Regions from separate parts of the Homo sapiens genome. Here all the other regions are linked to region 4. Evidence: chromatin contacts called from ENCODE Hi-C or POLR2A ChIA-PET data. All regions are on one chromosome and are shown on one strand. Each heading gives the region's core, a stretch centred on a gene start or an enhancer-like site at or near the end of the contact. The rest is flanking DNA. Distances are from core to core; before and after follow the strand shown.

Region 1 (3,279 bases), core at 407-2,906, 820 kb after region 4:
CTGGCCTCAAGTGATCCACCAGCCTAGGCCTCCCAAAGTCTGGGATTACAGGCGTGAGCCACCACGCCCAGCCTCACTGTTACTAGTTTAGTTCAGGTCTCATAATTTCTGGTCCCTCCCACTATCTTAATAGTCTCTCCACTAGTTTTTCTACCTCCAACGGCCCGTCTCCAGTCTATTCTTTGTTTTTGTTTTTTTTTGAGGTGGAATCTCACTCTGTCGCCAAGGCTGGAGTGCAGTGGCGCAGTCTCGGCTCACTGCAACTTTCACCTCCCAGGTTCAAGCAATTCTCCTGCCTCAGCTTCCTGAGTAGCTGGGATTACAGGTGCCTGCCACCACACCTGGCTAATTTTTGTATTTTTAGTAGCGATGGGGTTTCCCCATATTGGCCAGGCTGGTCTCGAACTCTTGACCTCAGGTGATCCGCCCGGCCTCAGCCTCCCAAAGTGCTGGGATTACAGGCCTGAGCCACCACACCCGGCCCAGTCTATTCTTCAGACAGTTGCCGGGACTTTTCCAAAGTGTAGTCAACACCTCAGGTAAACTAGTCCCAATTTACCCATTCCTGCTCTCTCCTCCCAGTCCTATTCCCTGTACTACTTCTGAATCTTTGCACATATCTGTCCTTCTACCTGTTAAACTTATTCATCCTTCCCAACCTGGCTCAAATATGAAGCTTTCACATCACTTATCTTTGGCAGAGTTGGTGGTTATGCCCCTTGGCCTTCGTAGCATTGGCTATAAAATCTGTTTACATGTCTGTCTCCCCAGCCAGGCTGTATTTGTATTCCTAGTGACTGTCAGGAACAACTGCCTGGAAGGCAGGGATGTCACCTAGGCATCTCTTCATCGTCCCCTCCCTCCCAGCAGAAATCTGTCTGTGGGGGGTGCTAAGTAAAAAGATATGAATATATGCAGAGGGACAAAAAGGAAAAGATAACAAGGAGGGCTCGGTCAAGGATCTGAATCCCCCACGGTCCTTATGACAATATCACACAAATCCAGGCTTGGATAATAACGACTGTATCACACAGATCCAGGCTTAGAAAAGCAACAACTGTCAACTGTTAAACGCTTATTCTGTGCTAGGACCTGTGCTATGTAAGCGCTTTACTTGCATCGTTATTCCACTTAATCCCTTCCACAACTCCGTAAGCACCATTAACTCCACTTTGCAGACAGGGGAACTGAGGTTCAGAGGGGCAAAAAGCCTGGCCCAAGCTTGTGACACAGCCAGCCTGGGGGCACAGGGGCAATTCGAACCCCAGCCCTCTACCCAGTCCTCACCCCTGTTTCTGGAGCCTAGACCCCTGGCACGGCAGATACGTCTCTAATGGGGTCGGTAAGGGGGACTGCCCTCGGGTTTCATTTCACCCGGGAGGAGGTCGCAGCGCCCTCGGGGACCCCCAGTGTCCACGGTCGGGGCCGGGGCTGCGGCGGGTCGAGCTGGGCCGACGGGTACGACGCCGAAGAGATTAGTGCGGCGGCGGGCGGGGCCACATCAGAGGACAAGTCTGTGACTTCCTGACGCCCGTCCAGTCCGGAACCTCCGTACCTGAAACACAAGGCCACGGGTCGCTCTCCACAGCCCCAGGTCACTCCTGGACGCCTTGCGCACCCGCAGCCGATACTCCCTGATCAGGGTGAAGCGGTCTCCACCTTCTACGTCACGGTCACCGCCTCCGAAACTCCCGCCAACCAAGGGCGCATGCGCGGCCGTCAGTTTCTCGGGCACGCGCGCGCAGAACGCCTGCCTCCGGCGATGCACATGCGTACACCGCCGCCCGACGCGCATGCGTACACCGCCGTCCAACGCTCCTGCCAGCTCCGCTCCTCTAGTCCAAGTCCTTTAGGTCCTGTCTGGCCACGTCACCACCTCCCCGCAACACCCCGCCCGGGAGTCCCTTTCCGGGACCCGCCACACTATCGTGTCCTTTTGCGCCCGACGGCCCCAGAGCCCATCTAAGATGGGGGAAACAGAGGCCCGGAGAGATTCTTGCCGGAGGAATACAGCGCCTCAAAGGGCATCTGATGCCCTGTCCCCGTCGCTAGGCTCTGGTTCCCACTCCCTTTATCTCCTTAACTCCCAAAATGTGGACCGTGACTCTCCCCAGGGTGGACTGGAGCTCTGAGCTCAGTTTGCCTCACAGTCTATCCCACTCCTGCTCTAGGACTTTTTCTCTCTCATTTCCAGGCCACTCCCTCAAACGGCTTGCTTTACTTGCTTGGTGGGTGGGGGCCTGCCCTCGGGTTTCATTTCACCCGGGAGGAGGTCGCAGCGCCCCCAAGTGGTCGCAGTGTCCTTAGTCGGGGTCGGGGGGTGCGGCAGGTCGGGCTGGTCCTTAGGGGTAGGACGGGGACAGGGCATCAGATGCCCTTTGAGGCGCTATATTCCCAGGCGCTGTTCCCTCTGCCTGGGAAGGCTTTCCCTGCTTTTCCTAGCTACATCCTCCAATTTTTTTGTATTTTGAGACGGAGTCTCGCTCTGTCGCCCAGGCTAGAGTGCAGTGGCGCGATCTCGGCTCCCGGCAACCTCCGCCTCCCGGGTTCGGGTTCAAGCGATTCTCCTGCCTCAGCCTCCCGAGTAGCTGGGATTACAGGCGCCCACCACCACGCCTGGCTAATTTTTGTATTTTTAGTAGAGACGGCCACTAAAAATGTTGGCCAGGCTGGTCGCGAACTCCTGACCTCAAGTGATCCACCCACTTCGGCCTCCCAAAGAGCTGGGATTACAGGCATGAGCCACTGCGCCCGGCCACATCCTCGAATTTTAAGCCTCAGCTAAGGAATGATTGATTTCTCTCCAAGCATTCTCTCTGGCCTTAGGCTGAAAACCAACTGTCCTTTCTGTGCTCCCAGGAGCCCAATCTGTTCCTGCTCCACTATCCCATGCTGGTCTAGGAGGCTCCAGAGAGCGGGCTGCTTCCTCAGCACCCAGCACGACGCCACCAAAATGTCCCCTTGGATGTGCACAGTCCTTTCTTTCACAGAAAAACTTCCAAATATTGAATTATAAGCAGCCCACAGTCCAAAAGAGGGGTTGGAGAGAGGCAGCTGGAGCTGACCGTGGTCATCCTTCCATAGCAGTTGTGGTCCTTGGAAAAGTTTTCTGGTGGGAGACAAAAATCTGCCTTCCTGAAATTTCCACCCTGTGGTTCCAGCCTGCTGGCTGCAGCAGCCATTCTGAAAGCAGAGATTTGCCCTTGGCTCCCTGAATATCACTTTCTGGGGTTGAGAGGTACCCAGTTCCTTTTATGCTTGCCTGCCTCTTAAACTCCT
Region 2 (3,653 bases), core at 1,057-3,556, 690 kb after region 4:
TGCAGTGAGCCGAGATTGTGCCACTGCACTGCAGCCTGGGCGACAGAGCGAGACTCTGTACCCCCCTCCCGCCCCAAAAAACCTAATACCTGCTTGCTGCTCCCTCCGTATGGGGAGTTCGGCATTCATCTGGAAGGGAGCTCTTGAACACAGAATGGGCATATGGCATGGAAATGGGTCCTGACAGCCACTTCCTGCTCAGCCTTTTAGGATCCTGCAGCCTGGGTACACTGAAATGGTGCTGCTGTTCTTGAGGAGGTTTTTTGTTTTTGTTTTACATTATTGGGGTCTTGCTGTGTTGCCCAGGCTGGTCTTGAACTCCTGGGCTTAAGCGATCCTCCTGGGGAGGATTTTTACAAACCCAAGACCAGGAAACCCCAGGGAGAGAACCTCTGGCTTGGGTAGCATGAGTGCCCACTTGAACCTGGCTGGAGCTGTGTGGCCTCAGGCAAAGCATGCAAGCTTCCCCCGTCTCATCTGTGAACAAGGTGCACTACAGGCGCCACGGGGCTGTGGGGAGAGTTGCAGGAGTCTGGCACAGAGTGGGTGCTCAGTAAGGCTTAGTTTCCTTTCCCCTCCTTCAGGAAGACCACAGTTACCACCTGCAATAAACTGAGAGACTCCTTCCTGCCGCAGGTGGAGCTGGGGGCTGGGCCCAAAGGCAGATGGAGACAGGGGAGCTGTACTCAGGCTGAAAGCCTCCCCAAAGTCTCTGCAGCTCCCTTCACCTGGTCAAGGACTTGGTCAGGTCAAGGCCAATAAGCCCCTGGGGGCAAAATAAAGACCATACAATGGGCCAGCCTAGGAGGAGGCAGAGTATTAGCCGCACATTTTGTAAGACAGCATCAAATCATTAACTCTACAAATTTTTGAAAAACTTACTATGTGCCAGGCACTTTCCGGAGGACATGAGGCATCGGGTGAAAGGAAAAAGTTAGTCAACGGCAGCCGAGATGAGCACGCTGCCCAGAATATTGTGTTTTTTTTTTTTTTTTTTTTTTCAGTATCTCACTTGGGTCCCATTTCAGATACAGTGACCAAGTCCCTGAGAGGACAACCATGTGATTCTGTTCATGTAGCCCATTCGTGCAGGACTGGGCCTGCCATCATGTGTATTTTGTGCTTCTGAAGATCATTTTTCAGCAGTGGGGGTAAGAGTGATGAATTTGGCCAGGCACAGTGGCTCATGCCTGTAATCCCAGCAATTTAGGAGGCTGAGACAGGAGGATTGCTTGAGGCCAGGAGTTCGAGACCAGCCTGGGCAACATAGTGAGAACCCCCACCCCCACCCCCACCACCGCCTGCCATCTCTACAAAAATATAACGAATTAGCTGGGCATGGTGGTACATGCCTGTAGTCTCAGCTACTTGGGAGGCTAAGGCAGGAGGATCACTTGAGCCCAGTGGTTCAAGTCTATAGTTAGTCATAATTACGCCGCTGCACTCCAGCCTGGGTAACAGAATGAGACCCCAACTCAAAAAAAAAAATGAATTTGGATTGAGTTAAAGGGAGACCTCTCCCTCTCTTCCAATTGAGAAATATCACCCCTTTGAGAGTGAGAGTGCACTGTAGGCTCTACAGCTGAAATGTCTTGAGAGATGGTAGCCCTCACGTTCCTGACTTTGGAGTCTGACTGCAGCGCAGAGAGGGGCCCAAAGTCACACAGCAAGTGCGCACCTGAGATGGGACTAGGACGGGCGTGAAGACAAGCTGCACGGAAGAGCGTAAGCTCCAAGAGGAGGTCAAAGGTGGAGCAGGTGAGTCTTGGTTCTTCTGGGACCCCCAGAAACCACCCCTCTTTACAGCCTCAGTAGAACCACTCCCCCTTCTCCTTGAGCTTGTTTTTTTCCCAACAGCAAATAAAGCCCAGTCCCAGTCGGGGCAGGGGAGACCATTCTTCCTCACCTGTCTCCAGGCCATCCAAGAACAAAAGCAAGCATACTTACTGGTTTGTCATCAAAGGCTTGGGAAGACAGCTCTGCTGAGACGCATGCTCTGGCTGGACAGGTTAGGGCTTTGGGGGCCCTTCTGGAAGTCTGCCAGTGTCCTTGGTCCTAGGACACCCAGAACTCTCTCAGCCTGGGAGGATCTTCAGGGAGAGGCTAGGTGTTGGTTTGGGTAGCTCAGCATCTGTCTGCAGTCAGCAGTTTGTACACCAGGGATGGATCAGCTGCCCCATGCTCCTTAGGGATTCTGGACTGGGGAACCCTCCCAAGCACAGCCGAGCCAGGGAGGGAAGGCCCAGGGCCCTTTGAGCTCTGTCACAGAGACACAGGCGTGGGGTCCTTGGAGCTCTAGCTCCGACTGCAGACTCTGTGGTTCTCACAACCACCCGTTTCCTCTGACGGCATCACAGACCGTCGAGGAGCCACCTTCCCCAAGTTCCTGTTTCTAGGGGAGCAGCTGCTGCCTTGTCATGATCGTGGAGCAAAAGGTTTTTCTCTGGCTTTGTGGCTTAGTCTTGTCCAAGGAACACAGGACTGAGGAAAATGAGCCGGAGTTCCCATGCTGGCCTGACCATAATAATCACTCAGCGGGACTTAATTGTAGCAATTTCTGGGATCTCCCAAACTTTCTAAATCCAAGTCTCCAGATAGGGAGCCCAGGAATCTAAATTTTAAACCCTGCAGGAGATTCCCTTGACTGACGAGTGTGGGAAGCACTGCCTTCTCAGCCTTTAATGTGTATAGGAATCACCTGGGGATCTTGTTGCACTGCAGGCTCTGATTCAGAAGGTCTGGGGCAGAGTTCAGTATTTTGCATTTCTAATACGCTCCCAGGTGACCCCCATGTTGCCAGTCTGGGGACCACACTTTGAATAGCAGCAGTATCTGGACAGTGGTCTCCAAGTATGGTCCCTAGACCAGCAGCCTCAGCGGGAATTTGTTAGACATGCAAATTCTCAGGCCGCATCCCAGATCTATGGAATCATACTCTGGAGGTAGGCCCAGCAATCTGTTTTCATGCCTCCAGGTGATTCCGATGCATGCCCAGGCTTGATTTTTTTTTTTTTTTTTTTTTTTTTTTTTTTACAGGGTCTTGCTTTGTCACCCAGGATAGAGTGCAGTGGCACAATCATAGCTTAGTGCAGCCTTGACCCAGGCTCAAGTAATCCTCCCTTCTCAGCCTTGAGTAGCTAGGACTACAGGTGTGCACCAGCACTCCTGGCTAATTTTAAATTTTTTTTGTACAGATGAGGTTTCACTGTGCTGCTCCATCTAATCTCAAACTCCTGGCCTCAATTGTTCCTCCCACTTCCACCTCCCTAAGTGTTGGGATTACAAGCATGAGCCACAGTCCATGCCCAAGCTTGAGAATCACTGGTCTAGGATAAAGAATCTGACTCTGGCTGAATTGTCTTTGATCAGTGTGTTACCTTCAGTCCCACTCTTCATTAAGATTTAACCACACCCTCTCGCTGCTTCCCCATTAGGGGGATTAGTACTCTTGGAGACAAAGGGCCCACTGCACTGAAATGATTCCTGACTCCAGCTCAGCCCATGCAGCCCTTTCTGGGGCCTTGCCAGCTACAGCACTCCTGCTCAGGTTCTCCTTTGATCCTAGGGAAGGCTGGTTTGATTTTTATCCTTGTAGGCACTTGGCACACAGAGCTGAAGGAGCCAGAGTGGAGGCACACTTCTGCAAGAGAGTT
Region 3 (3,568 bases), core at 59-2,558, 1.0 Mb before region 4:
GAGCCGAGATCGTGCCATTGCACTCCAGCCTGGGCAACAAGAGCAAAGCTCTGTCAAAAAAAAAAAAAAAGAAAAAAAGAAAGAAAGAAAAGAAATCAGATGAAGGTGCTAAGTGGGCCCTTTGTTTTTCTCATTCTACAGCCTCAACCCTCCCTTGGCTTTATTTATGTTTTGCTGATGACATTCAAATCTACATCTTCACAGCAATACTTTCCTACCTTCAAACTAGAATATCCAATTTTTTCCTGCGAGTCTCCATACAACCAGAATAGAATTTGTTGTTGTCTCCCACAAATCTGCTTCTTCTCTGATGAACCCCACCCAGGTACCCAAGCCTTGAGTACTTGTTTCCTACATCTCACTCTCCCCAAATCCTATGGATTTTGCTGCCTAAGTATATAGTACTTTGAATTCCTTTATTTATCTCCATTTCCAGAGTTTGTAGCCTAGCCCCGGCCACTGTCATCTCTTCCCTGGGCGTGAAACAGATTCAGAGTCAGGTGTCTTCAGTGACCAGGATATGTTGGCCTCTGTCCCCCTTCCAGGACTTGGCACGTGCTGTCTTCTCTTTGGAACTCTCGCCACCACTCCTGATCTGGGCTCGCGATTTCGTTCCGGAAGCTGTCCCTGTTCTCCGCCCCGGGCTTCTACATTCTACAGCCCATCACTTTTCCCTGTACCGTAGGAACAGTGTTTGTCTTGATCACTTCTCTACCTAGTAATTAGCCGCGCTTAGTACTGTATTCATTCATCACATGAATGAATGAAGAATGAATGACAGACGGGTCAGATCACCGAAAGCCTCAAAACGCCCACAAGGAAATCGGTCGCACTTTATCGCCAGGACTTAGGCCAGTGCCTGGAAAGGCCCCGAGGCAACGACACGGTCGGCTGCCCAGGCTGGCCCCACTTCACGGGCCCGCTCGCTTCCACCCTGGACAAAGTTTGGCCCTAATCGCTCCCCGTTGTAGCTCTAACTGGCTCCAGTCTCACTGGCCTACATGCCCCGACACCGGCCCGATCTAAAGGCAGAAGATCCGGAAAGTCTGGGATCAGTGCGCGCCAGCCCAACCCCCTCACTAGACACTAGTTGCCCCGCTCCTACGAAGGGTTTCAGCCACAAGGTCTCCCGGCCTCCGGAATTCCAATCTCTTGCCAGACCCCTCCCTCACATCGTTCCTCCCGAGGAAACGTGACCCATGCCGGCCGCCGTGGCCGCCCCAACCTACTAGTTCGCCTTTCCTCCGCGAACGGTTCTCCCGGCCCTCGCGCCGCTACCCAGGCTCAGGGGGCGGGGCCTCGATGCGACCCAGTGCGCTTGCGCTGACCGCCCCGGCTAGGCTTAAAGAGCAGGCGGGGCAGAGACCCATACCTTTGGCGCTGAGTCGAGGCCAGGAAGGGGCGGTCGATGAGAGGGCGGCCTTAGCATTAGGAGTGCGTCGGCTGCACCCTGGCGGATGGACCTTGGGAAGGAGGGGAGGGGACCATCGGGGTCGGCGGGGAGCTACGGGTATGCATAGCTCATAGAGCGTCAGAGCTGACGACGACTAGTGGAAGATGGGGAAACTAATGCTCAGAGCGGGACAGTCACTACCTCAGGGGCACACAATTGATAAGGGTGGGGGTGGCCGTGGTAATGGAGGCCCCAAGGAGGGGCAGGGGCCCATAGTACGTCAGGGGCTGAGCCTGTATTAGAACCCAGGCTTGTTTCCCAGCCCAGCCAAGTCCCAGAAAAATCCCCCTGATTTTATCTATTTTTTTTTAACCTGGGATACCAGCAGGGAAAGCATTAGAGGCAAAAGGAAAGGATTTTCATTTTTCCAGGAATGCTGAAGTCAGGACTGTTTGAGGGGAGCCCTGTGTTTCTCAGACTCTCTTGTACCGTTTACATCAGGATCTGGGGCAGTTTTTAAAAATATGCGGATTCATGATTCCTACCCCCCACCTCATTGCTTGGCAGCCCCCAGGTGCCTTCCCTGTTTCTTCCTTCTGGGTTGTGATAGGCTTGTCTGCAGTCCGAAGCACCTGATACGAATTTTAGTTAAATGGAATGTATCAGTCCAGCTTCTAGGGAATTAACCATAAATAAGACACAGCCACTGCTTTCAGTCTGATAAGATAGGCAATAAACTGCCTTTCTGAAGGAATCAGGGATGGTTTTTGGGGTCTTGAAGGATGGATAGGAAGGTATAGGTAGTGAAGGAGGTAGGGGTAGAGGTGAGAGGCTGGGATGGGGACAGTGTTCCAAATTGCAGGAACAAAAGCAGCAAAGGCTGGCTGGGTGCAGTGGCTCAGACCTGTAATCCCAGCACTTTGAGAGGCCGAGGCAGGTGGATTACTTGAGCTCAGGAGTTGGAGACCAGGCTGGGCAACATGGCGAAACCCCGTCTCTACTAGAAATACAAGAATTAGCCGGGTGTGTTGGCCCGTGCCTGTAATCCCAGCTACTCGGGAGGCTGCGGCGTGAGAATTCTTGAGCCCCGGAGACGGAGGCTGCTGTGAGCTGAGATCACGCTGCAGCACTCCTGCCTGGGTGACAGCGTGAGACCCTGTCCTAAAAACAAAACAAACGAGCAGCGAAGGCATATAATTCTGAGGGTTGCTCGGCTTGTTTTACAGACACTGAGGAGTTTGGTGTGGATAATGAGGAAGGGCCTGAGGGTTGCAACAGGACTTAGGCGCTTAGGCTTGGAGAGGTAGCCTCAGACGCCAGTTCCACTGAGCAACAGGAGCTAAGGGCTTTAAGCAGGGGAAGGACATGGTTAGTTTTGTGTGTTAGGCACTGGTTACAGCGTGACAAATGGTTTGGAAGTGGGGAGATGGGCCAGAGAAAGCAGAGAGAGTTAAGATGTGAGATCATGAGGCTGTAGCCAGTGCAGCAGCTGTGGAGATGGAGCGAAGCGAACAGATCAAAGAAATTTAGGAGTGAGAACTCCTAGTGATCGTAAATCAGTGGCCCAACCCAGGGACCAAGATCCTTTTGACTCTTTTTTTTTTTTTTTTTTTTTGAGACGGAGTTTTCGTTGTTGTTGCCCAGGCTGGAGTGCAGTGGCACGATCTCAGCTCACTGCAACCTCCACTTCCCAGGTTCAAGCAATTCTCCTGCCTCAGCCTCCCAAGTAGCTGGGATTACAGGCGTCCACCACCACACCCGGCTAATTTTTGTATTTTTGGTAGAGACAGGGTTTCACCATGTTGGCCAGATTGGTCTGAAACTCTTGAGCTCAGGTGATCCACCCGCCCCAGCCTCCCAGAGTGCTAGGATTACAGGCGTTAGCCACTGCGCCCGGCCCCTTTTGACTCTTTAAATAAACCATGTACATTATCTGACTACAGGACAGGCTGAGTCCTCCAGTCTCCCGTGTGTGGTCACGGGATGGGGGGAGATGGTGGCAGATAGGTGTCTGGTTATTCCCAGAACAATGTTTCCTGATGTCCTTTCCTCGTTGGCTTTTGTACCTGAGGGGATAAGCAGCTGTTAACTAGAATAGGCCCCAGGTGGCAGGAAGAGGCTCCTGGGTCAACCAGGAACAAAAGAAGCTATTTCTAGTGCAGCATGAAATTAAAA
Region 4 (3,312 bases), core at 428-2,927:
ACTGCAGGCTGATTTTGATTGTTGAGAGCAGTGCAAGGAAGACAAGTCTGGCCTTCCTTATATTAACAAATGGCACTCACTGCAATAGGACCTATCTGGGACCAATCCAAGCTGTCCATGGACCCTAACTAGCTCCTTCCTGGTTGGGCAGAAGCCTCTGGAAACAGAGTAGGTTTAAGATTTCAGAACAGGTCCTCATTATTTGCCAAATTCTTTCTTCCCTTTGTAAACGATTATGCTAGTTTAAACACCAAAAGGGAGCCAGCCGGAGAGACATTAAAATGAGTAGCTTCAGTAATGTAAATAATCCATTACTTCAACTAGTTCTGCTTTATTCCTACCACAGGCCTAAAATTTGGCAAGGAAGTTGAGCAAGCCTGGCGGCATAAGCCAGAGCTCACAAGAACTAGCCTATCTCTGTGAAGGTGTGCAGTAAACACTTCACATTAAAATGGCCCAGTAACTTGGACATTTTGGGAAGCCTGTACCCAAAGGGCAGGTGCAAGTTGGTGCCCATATTGGTATAGAGGTAGCCAGTTAAGTGAGCATTTAATAGAGCCAGCTATTTTGCGTGTAAGAAACCCAAGTGGGTCCTTGGGAGCCCAGGTGAAAAACTTCCCATGTGTGGTAGAGGGATAACCTAGGTTCAGTCAACATCTAAAGATCCCACTATAGCCAACGAAGGCCTTATTGTTACGGACTCCCAACTTCGTTTCGCCACCAGCCAGAAAGGCGGTAGGAAACAGGCTTGGTAAAATAAACCCAATAAGAACGAATGAAAGAGACACACCAGACCACAGGCGCTGCCAAAACTCATTTTTCATTAACACGGGGTGGGGTCCCAGGCTCAGGCCCCCGGGCCCGATCATGGCCCCAGTCCGCACAGAGCGCCCGGCCCTGGCCGCCCGCAGCTCCACCGCTCAGCCAGTGATGCGCACATCCGTGCGGCGGCGGATCCGCCGGGCCCGAGCCGCCTCGGGCAGGATGGCGAGCAGCTGCTCTTGCACCAGCATCTCCACGATCTGCTCCTTGGTGCGGATGTCAGGCCGCAGCCACTGGCGGGACAGCTCCCGCAGCTGCCGGAAAGCCTCCCGGGGACCCGCCGCATCCTGGTAGCGGAACTGCCGGAAACGCTGGCGGAACGTCTCGGGACCGAGTCTAGAGCCGGCGGGGCCTGGTGTGGAGCGCGCTTCAGCTTCGGCCTGAGGCGCTACGCTCACGGGTGCGGGCCCGAGAGGCAGCTCCAGGGCCGCGGAGGCCGCAGCTCGGGGCGTAGGGATGGCTTCAGGGACCGCGGCGTTGGGACTGGAAGGCTCAGGGGCAGGCGGTGAGGCCTCTGGCAGCGAGGAGCCCACACAGTTACGCTCAGGGGCTGAGCTCGAACCGGCTCCTTCCAGTTTCTCCGGTGGCACCGCCGCGGGACTCCCAGTGGCCGCCAAGATCGGCTCCGTAGCCGCCATAACTCCAGCTCCGGGCGTCACTCTTTGTCCGGTAGCTGTGTGCTCAGCACTGCGTCTGCGCGGGGGTGGGGTGAGCAGGGAGACGTTTCCGGTTAAAGGGCAGAGCTCGCGTCACCCTTGAGGGAGTCGGACTCGGGACCGGCCGAGAGTGTGCGGAGCTTACCTGCACCAGCGAAGCGCCTGCGGCAGCCGGAAGCGAAAGTCTCTGGCTTCTCTGCGTCCAGGTCGGCGCGCGAGCACCCGGAAGCCGCTTGCGGGCTCCCGGAAGCGGCGCCCTCTAGCGTTCTCGAGTCGCATGAGGCGGCTGCTGCCCTCGCGGTGCGGGAGGGCGAGCTGCGCGTGGCCTGGGCTCCTTCCGAATGGTGGCGCCTCTGAGCGCCAGTTCGAGGAGGAGTCGGAGGAGGAGCCTGAATGTTTGGAGATAGACTTCAAGTCCCGGACCTTATCCGTGCGCCGCTTCGGTTTGCAGGTGACCTTTGCGTGCGGGCGCCCCTTCTGATTGACCCTGATGAGCTGTAGCTCTGATGGCCCCTCCTTCGGGAATGATTAGGGTGACGGCTGGCCGGGGCTCGTTCGAGTGGCGCCCGGCCGGTGGTGACCCGAACAGGAGAGCGGGACGGCGACCATTCTCTCGGGAGGGGCCCATCTGGAGAAAGTCCTCTCGCTTGGTCAAACTAGGAGGGCGATAGCACCGGCCTTACTGCGACGATGACAAAGTACAACACACCGTCTGGCGCGAAGGAGATGCTCGAGAACCCTTTGCTGTTGTTATTTTTCGCGTGTCCTCCGAAACCAAGGGAAATGCGGCTCTGTGGGTTCTGTTAACGTCAGCATTTAATAAGTGAACTCTAAATGCATTGCCCCTTATGGTGGCCGCTGGCCTCCTGAGTTGACTCAGCTCTTGCAACGTAGCTAGTTGATAACCCTCGAAATATAGCGAATTGAGATGTGCTATATTGTAAAATACGGGACTTAGTACGAAAAAACTGATGTAAAAATTATCTCAATACTTTTTAATACTGATTACATGTTGGAATATAATGTTTTGCATATATTGGGTCAAATAAAAATGTTATTAATTTCACCTGTGTTTTTACTTTTTAAATGCAGCTTCTAAAAACATTTAAATTGCATGTGCAGTTTACATTATATTTCTGTTGAGCAGCCTTGGGTTAGAGTGTTGGAGTGAGGCTACCTTGGTGGAATCCCCTTTGACGATACCCAGCTCAGAGTTGTTAGGAGGATTAAATAAATTAAGCCGTTGGAGAGAAAGGGCTTTTAAGAAGTTTGCTCTTGTTTTTATTAGGTAAACTGCTTGCTATCTCTGAGCTACTGTTTTCTTATCAGTAAAATGTGGATGTAATAGAACTTACCTCTCAGAGGTAATTGAGAATTCAGTGAGATGATGTAGGTAAAAGCACGTGGCCCTGACAGCCCTCGGCCAGGTGGTTTTCTGTTTGGTAGCTGACTCACAAATAGTTTTGTTTTTGTTTTTGTTTTTGTTTTGAGACTGAGTCCTCCGCCTACCGGGTTCAAGCGATTCTCCTCCCTCCGCCTCCCGAGTAGCTGGGATTACAGGCGCCCACCACCACACCCGGCTAATATTTTATATTTTTGGTACAGATGGAGTTTCACCGTGTTGGCCAGACTGGTCTCGAACTCTTGACCTCAGGTGATCCACTCTCCTCAGCCTCCCAAAGTGCTGGCATTACAGGCGTGAGCCACCGTGCCGGGCCACAAATAGGTTTTATATCCTCATTTTACAGAAGGGGAAACTGAGGCCCTCAAAGGACAGGGGCCTCATATGAAAGGTTTTCTATGACCTTGCAGTCCTTTTGAGCCCGTGCAGGAT
Region 5 (3,547 bases), core at 865-3,364, 880 kb after region 4:
AAAATAGGGAGACCCCCATCTCTATAAAAACTTTTTAAAATTAGCAGGGCATGATGGTGTGTGCCTGCAGTATCAGCTACTCAGGAAGCTGAGACAGGAGGATCCCTTGAGAGCCCAGGAGGTCAAGGCTGCAGTGAGCTGTGATCAGCCACCGTACTGCAGCCTGGGTGACAAAGAGAGACTATGTTTCAAGAAAGAAAGAAAGAAACAAAGAAACAAGGCCGGGCATGGTGGCTCATGCCTGTAATTCTGGCCCTTTGGGAGGCCGAGGCCGGCAGATCACTTGAGGTCAGGAGTTCGAGACCAGACCGGTCAACACGGTGAAACCCCGTCTCTACTAAAAAAATACAAAAATTAGCTGGGTATGGTGGCATGCCTGTAATCCCAGCTACTCGGAAGGCTGAGGCAGGAGAATTGCTTGAACCCGGGAGGTGGAAGTTGCAGTGAGCAGCGATCACGCTACTGTACTCCAGCCTGGGTGACAGAGCAAGACTTCATCTCAAAAAAAAAAAAAAAAAGAAAAAAGGAAGAGCATCCCCTGGCCAGGCAGCATTCTGGACTCCGTGTGGCTGAATCCTCCTACAAACCCCAGGAGGGTAGGAATGTCACCCCCACTCTACAGATGAGGAAAGTGAGGCTCAAAGAAGGGAGGTAACCTGCACAGGTCACCTAGGAATGAAACCCAAAGCCAGAACATTTTCTCCAGCAACATCTGTATCTGAGGAAGGGGGCGTGCTCCTGGTGTGTCCTTGGCTTCCCACAGGAGTCACTTTAGACCAGAGTTTAGATCCCAGATTCCCTGGACCTGACCTCCTTGTATCCGGTCTCAGCTCCTCACGGGTCCTGGGAATGTATGTTGTGAACAAGCCCTCCTGGTGATTTTTATCCACCCTGGGAGGCTGAGATCCTGGCCTACCCTCGCCCCCAGACTACTAGTCTACTACTACTACCAACCAGTCCTACTAGCCTACTACTACTAGTAGTCCTACTGATGTATTGCTCAGAAGAACTTATACTTGCTGTGTGAGTTCTTCTCAGCAATAAGAAAACCACAACCAGACCAGGCATGGTGGCTCACACCTGTAATCCCAGCACTTTGGGAGGCCGACGTGGGTAGATCACCTGAGGTCAGGAGTTAGAGACCAGCCTGGCCAACACAGAGAAACCCCATCTCTACTAAAAATACGAAAATTAGCTGGACATGGTGGCGCATGCCTGTAATCCCAGCTACTTGGGAGGCTGAGGTAGGAGAATTGCTGGAACCCAGGAGGCAGAGGTTGCTGAGATCACACCACTGCACTCCAGCCTGGGTGACAGAGTGAGACCCTGCCTTAAAAAAAAAAAGAAAAAGAAAACCACAACCAATACATGTTTATTTCCAGACCTAGTATTTAATACTCTCTTCACTTGAATTATTTCATTTTATCCTCACAAAAACCTCTAGAGGGAGGGACTCATTTTATCTCCATTTTCCATGAGGAAACAAGCTCAGAGATGTGAAGGAACTTACCCAAGGCCACACAGCAAACGTGGCACAGCAGCTCTCCGCCCCGTGACCTTGCCCTCCTCATGCTGGGCAAAGGCCCCACCGAGGTTCTGTAGGTCCTGTCAACGGTGAGGACCAGCAGAGAGGGAGAGCTGGGGGTTGGGGGGGGGCACTGAGGCCTGTGGTTTTATTCATGACCCCCCACCCCACCCCACCAATACCCCTCTGCTCCATAAAACCACAGGAGCTCAAAAGCCCTGAGGATTCAGCTGGTCAAAAGCCACATTTAACAGAAGGGGAAAATGAGGCACCAAGCGGTAGGGGCAAGTCAGGGCATGGACCACGGAGCTGGCAGAGCAAGTTGGGGAAGTCCCAGAGGTACCCTCCTAGGCAGCGCCCGCCCCCTCCCCACTCGGGTCCATCAAGCCCTCCAAGACGATGCCAGGGAAAGCAGCATTCTGATAACTTCCCAAAACCCCCCAGAACGACCCCAGCACATGGGGCTCAGGGTGGTGGCCAGAGGTGTCCATCCAGCTCAGGCCCCAGGCCCGCAGATGAGCTCAGCGCTCCAGCTGCAGCGTGGGGAGAGGAGGGAGGGAAGGGCAAGAGGGATGCTGATTGGCTAATTCAAACCCCAACAGAAACGGCCCCTCCTCTCCGCCCAGACTCCGGAGAGCCACACACCCGCTCCCCACACCCGCCTCCCCGCCGCCGCCGCCGCTGCTCTAGCTCCACCCACGGAGGCGCCGCAGCCGGCAGCTAGCTCCAGGTCCCAGCCTCTCCTCCGCCTCTTCCTCATCTTTCTGAAGTCTGACATTTTTTTGTGTCCCTCCCAGAAATCCTCCACTATATGCCCAAACGCAGATTCCTCTGAGCTTCTCCAGCTATTCCCTCCCCCTCCCCATCTCCTCCCTACTGCCTTCCCCCACCACCCCCCACCCCTCCCAACCCAGTGATTGGAATCTGAATATGCCCGGGAGCTGCCCTGTCAAGTAGAGGTACGCTTTGAACTTGGAAACTAACTCATTCTTTTTTTTCTTTTAGAGAGAGACCTTGTCGCTCTGTCGCCCAGGCTGGAGTGCAGTGCTGCAATCATAGCTCACTGAAACCTTTAACTCCTGGACTCAAGCAATCCTCTGGCCTTGGCCTCCCATATAGCTGGGACTATAGGCACTTGCCACCACGCCCAGCTAATTTTTTTTTTTTTTTTTTTTTTTTTTGAGACAGAGTTTCACTCTGTCACCCAGGCTGGACTGCAATGGTGTGAGCTCACTGCAACCTCGGCCTCCCAGGTTCAAGCGATTCATCTGCCTCAGCCTCCTGAGTAGCTGGGAGTACAGGCGTGTACCACCACACCCGGCTCATTTTGTATTTTTAGTAGAGCCGGGGTTTCACCATGTTGGCCAGGCTGGTCTCGAACTCCTGACCTCAGGTGATCCATCCGCCTCGGCCTGCCAAAGTGCTAGGATTACAGGTGTGAGCCACCACCCCCAGCCTCTGCTAATTTTTTTTATTTTTTTGTAGAGATAGGGTCTTGCTATGTTGCCCAGCCTGATTTCCAACTATTGGCCTCTAGCGATCCTCCCACTTCAGCCTCCCAAAGCGCTGGGATTCTGGGATTACAGGCATGAGCCTCCACCTCTGGCGGAGACACAACCATTGGTTGCCTCATGTGTAGGACAGCACTACAATCCCATTGTGCACCAACAAGACCACAGGGGGCGCCAGCAGCTTCCTGGAACAGGCACTCCTGTTTACCTCCCCTGGTTCTGCTGGCCTTTGAAACCATGGCTCTCCCTGGTCCCTTAACAAAGGTTTTTCTTTTATATTCCACTGGAAAGGCTATAGGGCTTGAGTTTGCCAGTGTCTTCCAACAGAAGGGACTTCTCCCCAGGTAAGTGTGTGGCTGACTCGCATCCTGCCGCTCCCCTGGGTCCTCACAGGAGCCATCTTCTGCCACCTTCCTCTTTCCCCCTTCCTGGCTCAGGCCCACTTCTCCCTTGGGCCTTCACTCAGAAGTCACCCCTGCAGGAAGCCTCCCTAGGGCCCCATCCCAGCTCC
Region 6 (3,515 bases), core at 721-3,220, 790 kb after region 4:
TCTCCATCTCCCGAACTCGTGATCCACCCACCTCGGCCTCCCAAAGTGCTGGGATTACAGGCGTGAGCCGCAGCGCCCGGTCCATAAACAGGCTTTTTGATGCAAGACTCTTATCTGCAAGTTTTCAAAAACAACAGGGTGGATGGAGGCCTTTGAGTGGTAAATGGTGATGACAAGTTTAATCTGAAGGAAGAGACAAGCAAAGAGAAACTGAAGGGCAGGAAGGAGGAACAGAAGGGCACCAGAAGAACACCACGCTTTGAGTAATGAAAAGGGGGGGTGGAAATTAACTGAGTCCTTACCAAGGATCTACTGTGAGCCAGGCATCTGGAGCTGCAAAGATGGACCATGCCCTCAAGGGGCTAGAAGTCCGCAGGGTAAGACTGAGGCTAAGACCCTGTTTTGTGAACGTGTAATTCTAATTGGGAAAATCAAGCAGGGAAGGCTTCACAGAGAAGGTGGTGATTTAGTGGAGCCTTTGAAATGTGGAGGAGGATTTGCTAAGGGAGAAAAACGACAGTTTGAGCTAGTTATTTTGGGGGAGAAACATTCACATATTTTTATAGCTGTTCATTTGGAACTTTAAATCATGGGAGGCTTCTTAAATTCAGCACCACTCTATCAATGTTCTCTTTCTCTTCTTGCTTTATCTTAAATACTGAAATGTTCAAGCCCAACCTTGGGGCAAAGGCAGAAAGCCTCGGACAGAAAGCCCCGGAATGAGGTGAGTGCTAGCCAAATCTGCTCTGTCACCTCCAAGTCCAGCCCGCCCAGCTAGCCCAGTCAGCCCAGTCCTGCTCTCTTGGCAGGAAAGGAAGGCTAATAATATCCCCTGAGGGCCAGGGTAAGGGGGGGGGGGGGCGCGGCGGGGGTGATCTGGATGCCAGCAGGCAAGGATCACTCTTGTTCTGTCAGTAAGCCACCAAAGGAAAGCTTCCCTGCTTCCTAATCCACGGGGCTCCTAGTCTACCTGTGATAGGGAGGCCAGCTCTGCAGGAAGAAAAAAAGGGCTTCATGACAAGGAAGGGGGAAGCATTTGGATTGGGAAGTGCAGAGGTGGTTATGCGAGGTTATCTTAATAAAATGCTTAGCAAGATCCCTGGCACACAGCGAGCGGTGGAAGAACGTTAGCTCTTATATTAATAACACTATTATTATTACAGTAACACCTCAATTGTACTCCGACAACAAGAAAATCTTTTTTGTGCAGCCTACTTTTACGACGTTCGAGAGCAACTTCAGAGATGACAAGTGATTTCAAAATTTTTTCAAAGGTACGAGATCAAATTCCAACCGCACTGGCCTGAGAGCCCGAGACCCTGAGTTGAGAGCTGACCCTGCCACTTGTCAGCTGCGTGACCTTGGGCATGGCACTTCACCTTTCCGTGCCTCAGTTTCCTCGGCTGTTAAGTGGGGCTAAGAAGCCTCTCCCCGGTAGGGTAGTCGTAGGGTCCCGTTAGAGGATGCCCTCTGCTGCTCTGGGGCCGGACGGGTGCAAGGGCTGCTCACGGCCCCTCTTCCAAGCATCTGGGCTCTTGGAGCGGGCGAGGTAGATGGATGAGCAACCCCAAGGCCCACCAAGCTCTGCCGCCTGCAGAGCCAGAGCGAGAGAAGGGTTCGCGCCTGCGGGGGGCGTCCCTGTGACCCAGGGTGTTGAGCCCGGAGGGAGGCTCTCTTGCTACCCACACGCTGTCGCCGGCGGGCTGGGCGCGGGGAGCGGCCGAGGAAAGCCGGGCTGACCTGGGTCCGGCGGGCGGGCGGGGCGGGGCAGAGGGCCCCGGGGGCACGGGGGAGGCAAGCAGCACGGGCCACCAGGGCCTCGCCGTGCCGCGGAGATGATGCGGGGAAGGAGCAGGGCAAAGGAGCGACGCCCCCGAATGCGGCGCCGCGCGCCCCCCGCGGGCCGGGCGGAGGCGCTCACTCACCTGAGGCGCGGGCACCCGCCGTCAGTGCAGCAGCAGCGGCGGCGGCGGCGGCGGCGGCGGCGGCGGCGGCGGCGGCGAGAGGGGCGGGGGAGGTGCTGCGGTCCGCGCAGGCGCGCCGAGGACGCCAGGGCGGCGCATGAGTGCTGTGCCCGTCCACCTCGGGAACTACCGAGAAGATGGTGGCTGAGCCAGGAGAGGCCGGCGGCGCCATCTTTGATGTAGTTTTTCTTGCTGCGGAGTTTCCTCAGAGAAGAATCTCAGATTTTGGAGGCGCTGGGCGGCAGGGCCATTGAGCTCTGCGTCTGGAGCGCTTCCCTCAGTTCCCTGAGTCGCATCCTTATGAAGCCCCTAAGAGCTCTTGCAGGGTATGGCATCCTCCTTTTAAGGTGACCTAGAGCCATACCCAAGGTCACAGGGCGCCTAGCACAGTGCTCGGCACGTGGAAAGAGCTTAGTAAATTTTTGGTGAATGAACATAGTAATTTAAGAACTAGAGTCCAAGACTCAGGGCTCCGAATTACCAGTCCTCCATTGTATCACCCCTATTACAACCGTCAGCCAAATCATCTACTTTCTTGAATGCAACATTAGAGATGGAATTTTTTTTCCCAGAATGATTGCAGATATTAAACTTAATGACCCAACAATTTAACACCAAAATGTACAGGACACACTCTTCCTCTATTTATTATCTATTATTTCTTTACCATTAAGTACCACTGACTAAAAGTTTTTTTGTTTTGTTTTGTTTTGTTTTTTGAGACGGAGTCTCACTCTGTCGCCAGGCTGGAGTGCACTAGCGCGATCTCGGCTCACTGCAACCTCTGCCTCCTGGGTTCAAGCGATTCTCCTGCCTCAGCCTCCCGAGTAGCTGGCACTGTAGGCGTGTGCCACCGGGCCTGGCTAATTTTTCTATTATTAGTAGAGACGGGTTTTCACCGTGTTGGCCAGGATGGTCTCGATCTCTTGACCTCGTCATCTGCCCGCCTCGGCCTCCCAAAGTGCTGGGATTACAGGTGTGTGAGCCACCACGCCCTTTTAACCCGAGCCAGTGTCGCCATCTCGGCTCAGGTTCCCAAGTCCCTCAGCCTCCCAAGTAGCTGGGACTAGAGGCGGGCGCCACCATGCCTGGGTAATTTTTGTATTTTTTTTTTTTTAGTAGAGATGGGGTTTCACCATGTTGGCCAAGCTGGTCTCAAACTCCTGACCTCAAGCAATCCGCCTGCTTCTGCGTCCCAAAGTGCTGGGATTACAGGTGTGAGCCACCACGCCCGGCCACTAAAAGCATATTCTTTTAATTAAGGCAAACTGAACAAATGAATATTACCAAACATCTCAGAGGGCAGCAATAATATTGTTATTCATCAAGCACAATTCTTGAACTGAATTTAGTTGGAAGGAAAACTAACATTAATTGAGCACAGCCATTTATTTTATGGTTTATGTTCGTTAACATTTACTGAATTCAAATTAGTTCTAGTTCACCATCCACTATTTATCCCTATGTCCTTGGTTAGACAATTAAGTCTCTCCACACCTCTCCATGCCCGAATTCCTCATCTATGTCACACACCCAGAAATAGAAGTTACA
Region 7 (3,617 bases), core at 249-2,748, 810 kb before region 4:
GTCTCCACAAAAAAATTAGCCGGGTGTGGTGGTGGGCTCCTGTAATCCCAACTACTTGGGAGGCTGAGGCAGGAGAATCGCTTGAAGCCAGGAGGCGGAGTTTGAAGTGAGCCAAGATCACGCCATTGCACTCCAGCCTGGGTAACAAGAGCGAAACTCCATCTCAAAAAAAAAAAAAAAAAAAAAAGAGTGTATTTTATTATATGTAAATTATGCCTTTAAGAAGTTCATTTTAAAAAGATACACATACACACATCTATATATATAATGGTATAAACCAAGAATATTTCTGGACAGATACAAAGGAAAGTTAATAGTTGGAATTCTAGGGTATGGGAGATATTTATTGTATATAATCTTTTACCACTTGAATTTGCCATTTGTATTTACTTTGTTTCAACTTAAAAAAATAAAAACCATCACAAGTTTTGAGTTTAATTTCTCCCGACCTTAGCACATTCGTGTGTAAAACAGGGATAATGGCACCTAACTCGTAGGGGTATTAAGATACTGAGCTGAGATCTGAATGACAAGCAGCAGCCAGTGATGGGAGGAAAATGGGGAGTGTATTTCAGGCACGGGGCACACCAACTACAAAGACTTAAGTTTTAGGAGTGTCACACTCCTTCCTGGATCTGAATGCCCACCTACATAATGAAAGGGGTGGGTTTTCTAATTCTTGGAGCCCTTCCACGGTATCTCGTTACTCCAGAAATTGCCTATGTCCCCACAGCTGATGCCTGTTACTGCTGGGGCTGAGCTCAGCGATCCAGCCCACCCGGCTAATCCAGGACTTTTTTTTTCACTGCGAGAGGCTAAGTGGATCCTGGAGGTGATAGTAAGAATTGCGGGGAGCGCGGCTCTAGCTCAGCTGGGAGCTTTCTGGTGCCGGTGAGGAGACCATGAAGCCACCAGCCCCAGCTGACCCGCCCGCCGAGGCCCAGAGAGTCAGACCCTGGCCGCCCCTTGCCCCTCCGCTCGCACTACCTGCCCCAGGTGTCGTGCCCGTCACAGGTGAGAGGTCGCAGCTCATCGAAGGGAAAGGCATTCTCCAGGTAGCTGTCGTAGGCGTGGTAGAACATGGCCTTGACTCGCTCCCTGGGTGGGGGACGAGAAATCAGGCATGGGGCAAGAACACAAAAACAAGCGGGGGAAGAACAAGATACAGGGCGGAAAGTGGGAATCACTAGCTGATTTCTCCCTGGGACCTAGCGGCTGTGTCGGAGCAAGTCGGGGTCTGGGATGGACGGAAAGGGAAAGGACCGGGTTCACGCTTCCCATTCCCCAACTGCGAAAGGGCGGGTCACAGTTCACCTGTAGTGGGCGGGATCTGGCGCGGAGCCGTCGGGACCTGGCGCACCATGGTGCTGAGGCAGCAGCGCGCACAGGAGGCCGAGCGGGATGAGCAGCCGGAAAGGCATAGAGCTCGTGTCCTCTCAGCGCCCCCGCAGCAGCAGCAGCCACTGCAACCAGTTCATCCTGGGAGCTGCTGCGGGTTCTTCCGGGAATCCGCGCCACTGCGCCTGCGCGCTGAGAAATCAGCCTCTCACTTCCGGACTACAAGCCCCTGAATGCAATGGGCAGCGAAACGCGGCCGAAGAGCAACTTCGGATGTACGGTTTCGGCAACACTGATCAACGTGTCTTAAAGTCAGTGGCTGTTGTTACTACTGTTATTAATTAATGTTTTAATAATAACAGCTAGCATGTATTGAGCACTTATTGTGTACTAGTACTGTACGGAGCATTTAAAATGCATTCTCTCATTCATTTTTTTCAACAACCTTATTAAGTATGAAGGCAGGGTAAGCATGAGAAATGTTCAGCCTTTACCATTATTACCTAGCAGGACAAGCCGCAGACAAAACTCCTCAGACACCGGGTTAAAGAAGGAAGGAGCTTTATTCGGCCGGGAGCGTCAGCTGACTCACTTCTCAAAAACGGAGCTCCCCGAGTGAGCAATTCCTGTCCCTTTTAAGAGCTTACAACTCTAAGGGGGTCCGCGTGAGAGGGTCGTGATTGATTGAGCAAGCAGGGGGTACGTGACTGATTACCGGTGCACCGGTAATCAGAACGGAACAGAACAGGACAGGGATTTTCACAATGCTTTTCCATACAATGTCTGGAATCTATAGATAATATAACCGGTTAGGTCAGGAGGGGTCGATCTTTAATTACCAGGCCTGGAATGCATCGCCGGGCTGTCTGACTACTGATTTCACTTCTGTCTTTCTTTTAACTCCTACATTTTCTTTGAGGCAGAAATTGGGCATAAGACAATATGAGGGGTGGTCTGCTCCCTTATTTAGGGATATTGAGTTTCCCAAACCAGTTACTTGTTGATTGTATAAGACACAACTCACATTTATTTGTCCAAAACTTCCACTCTTTTTTTTTTAAAACCTCTTGCATTTTCCGATGCTGTCACTCTTGAGGTTTCCTGAAATCCCGTCAGTTCTAGGAATTCATGACACTTCTCTCCTCCCAATTTGGGATGTGGTTACACAATCATGGTCCCTTCAGTCTCCATCTCAAACCGGAAGCTTTACCCCTGTCAGCCCTGTAGAATGTCTTGGGTAAGAATGAATACCCTGGTTGGGCGCGGTGGCTCACGCCTGTAATCCCAACACTTTGGGAGGTTGAGGTGCGTGGATCACCTGAGGTTAAGAGATAGAGACCAACCTGGCCAACATGGTGAAACCCCGTCTTTACTAAAAATACAAAAATTAGCCAGGGGTGGTGGCGGGTGCCTGTAAATCCCGGCTACTCGGAAGGCTGAGGCCGGAGAATCGCTTGAAACCGGAAGGCGGAGGTTGCAGTGAGCGAGGATCGCGCCACTCCACTCCAGCCTGGGCAAAACAGCAAAACTCCATATCAAAAAAAAAAAAAAAAAAAAAAAAAAAAAGACAAATGACTACCCTGGGGCACTATAGCTTTCAGGAGGTTTGTGATCCATTTCTCCATTCCCCTTATTCCCAAGTTTCTAAAATTTGGTCAGCACCTTAGACCACAGCAACACCCATGACTTTGGTCAGTGTGACATGCGGTAGAACCAACACTGGATTTGAAGTCAGATCTAGGATCCAGTTAATTACAACTCTGTCACTCATCTATAACCTGTGTATGTGACCCTCTCCTTCTCTGGGGCTAGCATCCTTGTCTATAAATAATGAGGAGTTTGAACAAATGGATCTTTAAGATCCTTTTCGGTCGAGCTTTCTATGATTCTAGGATTGGCTATCTCTTATTTGCTGAAAAAGTCAGATGGAAGTGATAGCTCAGTTTGTTGAGCCAGAGTGCAGCCAGGCCTCCCAAAGTGCTGGGATTACAGGCATAAGCCACTGTACCCAGCCTGGGATGTTTTTAGAAACTCTTCTTGGCCGGGTGCAGTGGCTCACGCCTGTAATCCCAGCACTTTGGGAGGCCAAGGCGGGCGGATCACGAGGTCAGGAGTTCAAGACCAACCTGGCCAATATGGTGAAACCCTGTCTCTACTAAAAATACAAAAATTGGCCGGGAGTGGTGGCAGACGCCTGTAGTCCCAGCTACTCAGGAGGCTGAGGCAGGAGAATCGCTTGAACCCGGGAGGTGGAGGTTGTAGTGAGCCAAGATCAAGAT

The links. A loop is a pair of places that touch in the nucleus more often than their neighbours do. ChIA-PET counts read pairs that join two places held with the same protein, here RNA polymerase II (POLR2A). Pooled maps may share reads with other maps.
Region 1: a loop to region 4 is called in a map of B cell, with 11 times the contacts of the local background. The contact joins the promoter of DSN1 here to the promoter of SCAND1 in region 4. A Hi-C loop is called at or near these places in 2 of 168 maps with a recorded cell type or tissue (B cell and naive thymus-derived CD4-positive, alpha-beta T cell), 1 of 37 single-sample maps with no recorded cell type and 8 of 50 pooled maps. POLR2A ChIA-PET finds 5 or more read pairs at or near these places in 1 of 52 experiments (CD4-positive, alpha-beta T cell).
Region 2: a loop to region 4 is called in a pooled map, with 5 times the contacts of the local background. The contact joins the promoter of SLA2 here to the promoter of SCAND1 in region 4. A Hi-C loop is called at or near these places in 3 of 50 pooled maps. POLR2A ChIA-PET finds 5 or more read pairs at or near these places in 4 of 52 experiments (activated CD4-positive, alpha-beta T cell, activated CD8-positive, alpha-beta memory T cell, activated naive CD4-positive, alpha-beta T cell and 1 more).
Region 3: a map with no recorded cell type shows a loop between it and region 4 (11-fold over the local background). The contact joins the promoter of GSS here to the promoter of SCAND1 in region 4. A Hi-C loop is called at or near these places in 2 of 37 single-sample maps with no recorded cell type and 9 of 50 pooled maps.
Region 5: a pooled map shows a loop between it and region 4 (5-fold over the local background). The contact joins the enhancer-like site here to the promoter of SCAND1 in region 4. A Hi-C loop is called at or near these places in 3 of 37 single-sample maps with no recorded cell type and 7 of 50 pooled maps. POLR2A ChIA-PET finds 5 or more read pairs at or near these places in 3 of 52 experiments (A549, activated B cell and activated naive CD4-positive, alpha-beta T cell).
Region 6: a map of naive thymus-derived CD4-positive, alpha-beta T cell shows a loop between it and region 4 (30-fold over the local background). The contact joins the promoter of NDRG3 here to the promoter of SCAND1 in region 4. A Hi-C loop is called at or near these places in 1 of 168 maps with a recorded cell type or tissue (naive thymus-derived CD4-positive, alpha-beta T cell) and 11 of 50 pooled maps. POLR2A ChIA-PET finds 5 or more read pairs at or near these places in 5 of 52 experiments (CD4-positive, alpha-beta memory T cell, MCF 10A, activated CD4-positive, alpha-beta T cell and 2 more).
Region 7: a loop to region 4 is called in a pooled map, with 15 times the contacts of the local background. The contact joins the promoter of EDEM2 here to the promoter of SCAND1 in region 4. A Hi-C loop is called at or near these places in 1 of 37 single-sample maps with no recorded cell type and 8 of 50 pooled maps. POLR2A ChIA-PET finds 5 or more read pairs at or near these places in 2 of 52 experiments (CD4-positive, alpha-beta T cell and naive thymus-derived CD4-positive, alpha-beta T cell).

Annotation. Positions count from the first base shown.
Region 1 is chr20:36,772,107-36,775,385 of GRCh38, forward strand. It overlaps DSN1 (DSN1 component of MIS12 kinetochore complex), which reads right to left and starts at 1,657. Exons shown (of 11, transcript NM_001145315.2): 1 at 1,556-1,657. It overlaps LOC124904894 (a long non-coding RNA gene), which reads left to right and starts at 3,029. Exons shown (of 2, transcript XR_007067574.1): 1 at 3,029-3,112. RefSeq lists enhancers at 1,416-1,961, 1,583-1,642, 1,773-1,912, 1,923-2,002, 1,962-2,508.
Region 2 is chr20:36,643,890-36,647,542 of GRCh38, forward strand. SLA2 (Src like adaptor 2) reads right to left here and starts at 2,307. Exons shown (of 8, transcript NM_032214.4): 1 at 1,948-2,307.
Region 3 is chr20:34,954,498-34,958,065 of GRCh38, forward strand. GSS (glutathione synthetase) reads right to left here and starts at 1,309. Exons shown (of 13, transcript NM_000178.4): 1 at 1,230-1,309. It overlaps MYH7B (myosin heavy chain 7B), which reads left to right and starts at 1,371. Exons shown (of 45, transcript NM_020884.7): 1 at 1,371-1,510. RefSeq lists enhancers at 1,117-1,216, 1,457-1,636.
Region 4 is chr20:35,952,825-35,956,136 of GRCh38, forward strand. It overlaps SCAND1 (SCAN domain containing 1), which reads right to left and starts at 1,678. Exons shown (of 2, transcript NM_033630.3): 1 at 1,624-1,678; 2 at 800-1,515. The coding sequence starts at 1,460. The coding sequence ends at 921. It also overlaps a transcript of CNBD2 not described here. RefSeq lists enhancers at 1,196-1,275, 1,396-1,655, 1,736-1,935, 2,036-2,245.
Region 5 is chr20:36,833,662-36,837,208 of GRCh38, forward strand. All of the region lies in intron 2 of MTCL2 (microtubule crosslinking factor 2), which reads right to left. Among named protein-coding and RNA genes, the nearest start is that of MTCL2, 28 kb to the right of the region's middle. RefSeq lists an enhancer at 1,752-1,811 and a silencer at 2,042-2,331. Within about 2 kb of position 2,115, at least 35 of the 41 ENCODE cell types and tissues checked have a DNase peak (open chromatin) inside an H3K27ac peak, as active enhancers do.
Region 6 is chr20:36,744,120-36,747,634 of GRCh38, forward strand. It overlaps NDRG3 (NDRG family member 3), which reads right to left and starts at 1,971. Exons shown (of 16, transcript NM_032013.4): 1 at 1,926-1,971. RefSeq lists enhancers at 1,434-2,400, 2,125-2,224 and silencers at 1,595-1,784, 1,815-2,014.
Region 7 is chr20:35,145,838-35,149,454 of GRCh38, forward strand. EDEM2 (ER degradation enhancing alpha-mannosidase like protein 2) reads right to left here and starts at 1,499. Exons shown (of 11, transcript NM_018217.3): 1 at 1,315-1,499; 2 at 988-1,098. The coding sequence starts at 1,421. It overlaps MMP24-AS1-EDEM2 (MMP24-AS1-EDEM2 readthrough), which reads right to left. Exons shown (of 15, transcript NM_001355008.2): 6 at 988-1,098. The coding sequence starts at 1,082. RefSeq lists enhancers at 681-1,284, 1,533-1,662.